Linked DNA regions of Homo sapiens: region 1 is linked to region 2. The links are chromatin loops, found by intact Hi-C in ENCODE. Cell type or tissue: GM12878. All regions are shown on one strand. Links, peaks and the distances in the headings refer to the core of each region. The heading gives the core; the rest is flanking DNA. Region 1 overlaps TSHZ2 (teashirt zinc finger homeobox 2). Region 2 overlaps TSHZ2 (teashirt zinc finger homeobox 2).

Region 1 (2,917 bases), core at 188-2,687, 160 kb before region 2:
AACTAATATATTAAAACTGATTTCATGGATGTTACTGCTCAATCCAATGTAAAGAAAAAAATGAATCTTTTTGAAATCAATTTTTAAAAAATAATAATACAGGCAGTATGGAGATAAAACAGAAATCATGCAAGTTATAGAAATGGGATAAACACTGTTATAGGATCAGAAAGTGGGATGAATAGGGAAAAGTCAAAATAATGGAAACAATTTCACCTGGATGAGAAAGATAGGAGATGAGATGACGGAAGCTTTTTGCATTTTTAATATTCTGTGATTCTCAGTTTCTTAGAACCCTTGTTTTTCAGGACTTTTTGATCTCTTGAGGTCTCTTCCAGCGCTCTGATTCCATGAAAAGTTTCCTCGGGAGATACTGACACAAGCTGGGGGATGTCCAGGGTTCGTTATAGCTCAAGGCACAGTCTTCCTGTGTTTTTCCTTCTGCTGACTTAGAAAGACAGATGAGCAAACCTCAGATGGATTCAGAGGTTTGGTGGGGAAATCTGAGAGGCTCTCTAGTTCAGCCAGGAGTGGAAGAGGGGGACAGCCATCTGATAATGACTGTTGCTATTTTAAGACACAGATAGCAGAGATGAGGAGTAGCGTGATGAAAACTCACATTAAAACAACCAAGAGAGGCACAACAGGAACTCTATGAACCCCAGAGAGACCCGGTCTGGGTTTACAATGACAATGTTGTGTGTGCGTTCATGTGCGTGTGTGTGTGTGTGTGTGTGTGTGTGTGTGTGTGTGTGTGTGTGTGTGTTTGGGAGGGGGTGCTGATATTTTTTTAAATGCAGATGGTTTTGTTCTCTGTAGTTGAAGCTTCAGTTCAGCAGCTCTGAGACAAACAGGAAAGCCTGTGTTATTCTCTACAGGAACACATCAAAGGTAGTTTCTGGCAACAGTCAAAATGTATATCAAGGAAGGAGAAAGGATTCATGACCTGTTTGAACAACTAGTGTTAAAAACACATTCGAGAAGAAATAATGCTAGGTAGAGGATGAAAGGAAAATAGGAGAAAGGAAGACCCCTTGCTTCACTCAGACCTAAAGATGATTGTTTCTCACCATTGCTAGCTTTTTCAAGAATAAGGAAGCGAAAAAATCACCTGTCTCATTTATCATCTGACAGGGGAGCTAAACTCTGCTGGATGAAACTTTTTCTTTTGCCCCAGACTAAATAAAGCCCCACCTCGTCTTCTGTTTCATTTTGAAAGAAAAGAGGTAAAACATGCACAACTAAAACACTTGTTTAAAAGTGTGTGACATTTCAGGAAGGTTTAACGTTACGTATGTCTTCCCTATTGAGTTTCATAAACAGAGTATCATTGTTTGATAGTGGCATAGCTGTGGTTTTGAGAAGGCTTGTCTAGAACGGAGTTCCTGAGCTGCTTGGATGATATTTCACTGCTTTGATGGAGAACGGACTAAAGAACATCATTGTGACCTTTTTATCAAGGCTTAAAGGAAGTATAAAAAGAAAACGGAAGTTGTCAACACTCACCAGGCTCTATTGTGAGGCACACAACCAACCCAGGGAGGAAAATCTAAGGTTGCTTTTGTCACCTTAACTCACATCACTTCATTGTAGTACAAGTGAGAGCCGGAACTTATTGGACACTTACTCTGTGCCACACAGGCTTTGGGTGAATTTTTGCATTTTAATTCTCACCCCAGTAAAGAGACATAATGGTATCCATGTTAGAAATGACAAAGAGGCACACAGTGAAGTCAGGTGACTCGGCCAAGCTTCTGCAGCTGCTTAGAGGCCAGGCTGATCTACCTAGCCAGGGGTACCTGACTTCCAAGCCCGTGCTGTCGACCCTTCTGGTTTAACTCTGAGTAAATTTCATACTTTGTGGAGCGTCCATCAGCCAATCACAATCTAAAAATAATACAAAATGAAAGAAACTGTCATACATTATCTTTTTTTCATCTTCCTAACAAATAAGCTGGCATGATTATTCTTTCCATTACCCTGAAAAATAAACCAAGGCTCAAGGAGAGGTCATGGTCTGCCCCAAACCACAGCCTCCATTCTCTGGCTTGAAATCTTATGCTTTTACCCACCTTTTGATGTTACCTCTTAAGTGATGTTGCCAGAATTAGCAATAAAATAAATTTATAAAAAAGAAAATAAATATTTTTATTTATAAAAAATAAATTTATAAAAAAGAACAGGATGCACAGTTAAATTTGAATTTCAGATAATATAAAAGAATGTTTAGTATAAGGATGTCCAGTACAGTATTTGGGACCTACGGGCAAGCTTTAAAGAACATAAGTTTTATCACATTCTCCAGGTACGACGTGTGTATTAATAAATCAATAGAAGTTTATCTGTGAGCAGTTATCTCAGTTTTTTAATTCCTAAGTCTTCATGTTCTGAAGAAATGGCCATCACCTTGCATTCCCAGGGCCTATTGATTATGAGGCTTCATAAACCTTAGGACTTGAGAGAACAGCTGGGATTCCTTCCCAGTTGCTAACCAATGACTTCATAATGTAATGGACAGCTCTAAATTGTGCTTCTACGTTGTAGACATAATAAGAGACACACTAAAGGACAAATACATTATCTAATAAAGCTGCCTCGAGCTTAAGAGATAACAAAATGTCAAAACTAAATTCTTTTTCTAAGCACTTCCAGTATGAAATTTAGTTCACCGTCCAGGTACTGTCCTTCATTGTGGGGAGAAACATCCTGCCTGTCTACCTGGGGTTCTATTTTATTTCATCAGCCTCCTGTTTTTCTCCAGGGATGGTGTGTGTGTGTGTGTGTGTGTGTGTGTGTGTGTGTGTGTGAAATTTTTTCCTAAATATTAAGTCAGTGCACCTTCCTCGCAAGCGCTGGACAGCTCAGGATCTTATTTTGGAAGCTCGAGGTATGAGCAGGCCTGAGAAAATTGTGGCCC
Region 2 (2,917 bases), core at 124-2,623:
GCTCAAGTTTGTCCTACATTTCAGGATGAAAGACCAAATGTCGTGATTTCTACACTGTGCTGAATTAATACTTTTTCTTAATTTTTTTTCTGGCCTACTTCATTTCCCCAATAGGTTATATTCTAAAGGCAGTCAAAGATTATAAGATAACGTTTCTGTAGGTAGGGGGAAATAAGAGCTGTTGAAATGACCTGAGTGTCATCTCTATCTCTGGGGACAGATACCATCTCACGACTTCTATCTGCCTAAGAGAAGTTAAGCAAGAAGGTGCAGAGCTTTATTAAGCAGAGAAACATTAGACCTTTCAGCTGCTTGTGCCATCTAATTACCTGTGACTCCTGGCATCACATGCAAGCTTTATTACTGCATGTGTGAAAACTGCAAGTCCTGCTTTCGTATCTGCCCTTTGAAACTCCTCCAAACATCTACCTCTACTCAATTTTCAGTACAGCTAGAATCTTACCCTCTATGAGCAAAGAAGCTAATTTCTCAATTATGCTTGAAATTTAGTAATTCTAGGAACAATTTTTTTTAGAGCTTAGATCCTTATGGGCGTAAAACACTCTGATTGTGTTTAAGGATTCTACCTTTTATCAGTGTCTCCAGTGGGTTTGAACAGAATTACTTCCTTTGGCAGTTTTCTGGAACTCTCTATAAATTCATTTTACTAATGTTCTGTTGAACAAACCTGTTCTATCCTCCAACATTGAGTTGGTTTTTTTTTTTTTTTTTAGAGACAGGATCTTGCTCTGTTGTCCAGGCTGGAGTGCAGTGGCATGATTGTAGCTCACTGCAGTCTGAAACTCCTGGGCTCAAGCAATCCTCATGCTTTAGCCTTCTGAGTAACTAAGACTACAGGTGCGCACTACCATGCCACGCCCCGAATTGGTATTTTTAAAGAAAGTATTCTCATCATGAAAATTTCTGCTTTGCTATAGGAAGCACTAGATAAAGTTGTTTGGTTAACACCAAGTGAAACTAGTGTTATGTATAGTAATGCATCTCAACATATTTACTCTATTTGATAATGAAACTGATTTACTTCTGCTTTTAGAGAGAGGGAGAGATGAATGGATGGTTCCTTGAGTGTTCTTCATGTATTTATTTATTTATTCAACTCACATACATTAAATACCTACTTTATGTTTCCTAGGCATTTGGGGGTCGCAATAAAGAGTAGTAAAGGTTCCTGACCTCAAGAAGGTTATACTCTAAAGGGAAAGAGTGGTGGGCAGTCACAGCCACAAACCAATGAATTTCAGGTAGTGAACACTGTCATACAGAGAGAAACTGAGAAATTTGAGTGGGGGATTGTGAATTGCTGCTGCCTTGGGTGGATTAGTCAAGGAAGATCTCATTTGAGGAGGCGATATTTGAACAAGATCTGAATGAAGTGAGGAAGGAAGCTGTGGGGCCGTGGAGGGAACAGTGTCCCAGGTGGAAGAAAACAGCCAAGACCCGGAAGTCACCATGGGCTTTAGAGACAGCAAGGAGACCCGGATGTCTGGAGCCGAATGAGGAAGGCAAAAGTGGAAGAGGCCACCAGGGGGCAGACTGTGCAGAACCTATGGGACTTCATAAGGACTTTGGATTTCACTGGAAGAGTAATGGATGAGGCTAGAAGGTTTGGGGCAGGAGAAAAGCATCATCTGACTTACCTGTGAGCAGGTTGACTGCACACCGGTGGATGGACCGTGGTGGGGGTGAGCTGGGAGCAGGCAGGCAGGACAGGGCTGTGGCAGTCGGTAGTGGCTGTGGCTGGGCTGATAGTGGTGGGCTGATAGTGGTGGAGGTTGTGAGAAATGGTTGGATTGTGGGTTAATTTTTGAAGTTTGAGCCTATCAGTGGGAGAACAGGACACTAAGAAGGACAGAGTAAGTGGCGTGTCCTTTAAATGAGATGATCTCAATATCCCCAGAAAGTGGCTCCTGTTTTTACTCTATCAACATCCATTTCCAAGACCCTGCCTCATTGCCTGTCAGAGTGTCGGGCCCTGGAACGCTCCAGCTGTGATAATGTCGTGGCCCTCAAGGACCACCCCCTCCCCAACCATGGAGGGACAAGCTAAATCCCTCCTTCATCACCACCGCCTGTTCCAGGCCACCATGGGTGCACACCCAGACTTCCTGTAGTAGTTTCTCCCATGGCCTCCCTGGCTGGTCTTTGCCTCACCTGCCCACTTTGCACACAAAAGCCACAACAATCTTTCTTTAAACCTTAAAACATTCTTTACATTGACTCTCCCTCTTTTCCTTCATTACATTTATTTTTAAAAGAAATTTTATTTCATAACTATACAGGGAAAATTAGCAGAACTGACGACAGATAGAAAGTAAACATGAAAACAAATACGATAGGTACAAAACAAGGTTGTCGAATTCCAGCTCATTTATTTGACAGCCTCTTACCCTCACAACCATGCTTTGTTATGACCATTATCTCATTTTAATCCTAAGTAAACTGAGTCCCAGAGAGATCAATTGATGTGCCAAAGTTCATAAAGCAAGGCAGGGAATGTACCACCCTAGTTTCCAGAGTTAAATGCCAGGCTGAGCCTGTGTTTTTGTCTTTTCCTCATCCTCTATAGTGGAGTCAGCAAAGTACAGCTCATGGGCCAAGTCCAGCCCAACATCTGTTTTTGGAAATAAAGTTTTATTGGCACACAGCCACTCTTATTTGTTGACGTATTGTCTGTGGCAGCTTCTGTACTATAATGGCAGAATTGAGTAGGTGCTACAGAGACCATGTGACCCTCAAAGCCTGAAATATTTATTATCAGGCCCTTTATAGAAAAAGTTTGCCAACCCATGTTCTAGATAGAAAAAAAAATGAAGTACATCAAAGAGAATAAGTTATAGTTCATGGAACACACATAATGTCTATTCTTCCCATGACTGCAACAAAATGTCAGTTAAAG

What was found. Peaks named below come from ENCODE experiments on the same cell type or tissue, not always from the same donor. Only the 100,000 strongest peaks of a DNase experiment are listed, where the experiment ranks them.
Region 1: a loop joins it to region 2, with 2.0 times the contacts of the local background. A loop is called at or near these places in 3 of 110 quality-filtered maps.

What each region holds. Positions count from the first base shown.
Region 1 is chr20:53,000,490-53,003,406 of GRCh38, forward strand. All of the region lies in intron 1 of TSHZ2 (teashirt zinc finger homeobox 2), which reads left to right. Among named protein-coding and RNA genes, the nearest start is that of TSHZ2, 30 kb to the left of the region's middle. In GM12878, for the core only: no CTCF peak of the experiment used is centred there; DNase peaks (open chromatin) are centred at 651, 1,172 and 1,332; H3K4me3 peaks cover 1,194 bases; H3K27ac peaks cover 1,612 bases.
Region 2 is chr20:53,156,692-53,159,608 of GRCh38, forward strand. All of the region lies in intron 1 of TSHZ2 (teashirt zinc finger homeobox 2), which reads left to right. Among named protein-coding and RNA genes, the nearest start is that of TSHZ2, 190 kb to the left of the region's middle. RefSeq lists a silencer at 729-848. In GM12878, for the core only: a CTCF peak has its summit at 1,525 (motif pointing right); a DNase peak (open chromatin) is centred at 944; H3K27ac peaks cover 740 bases.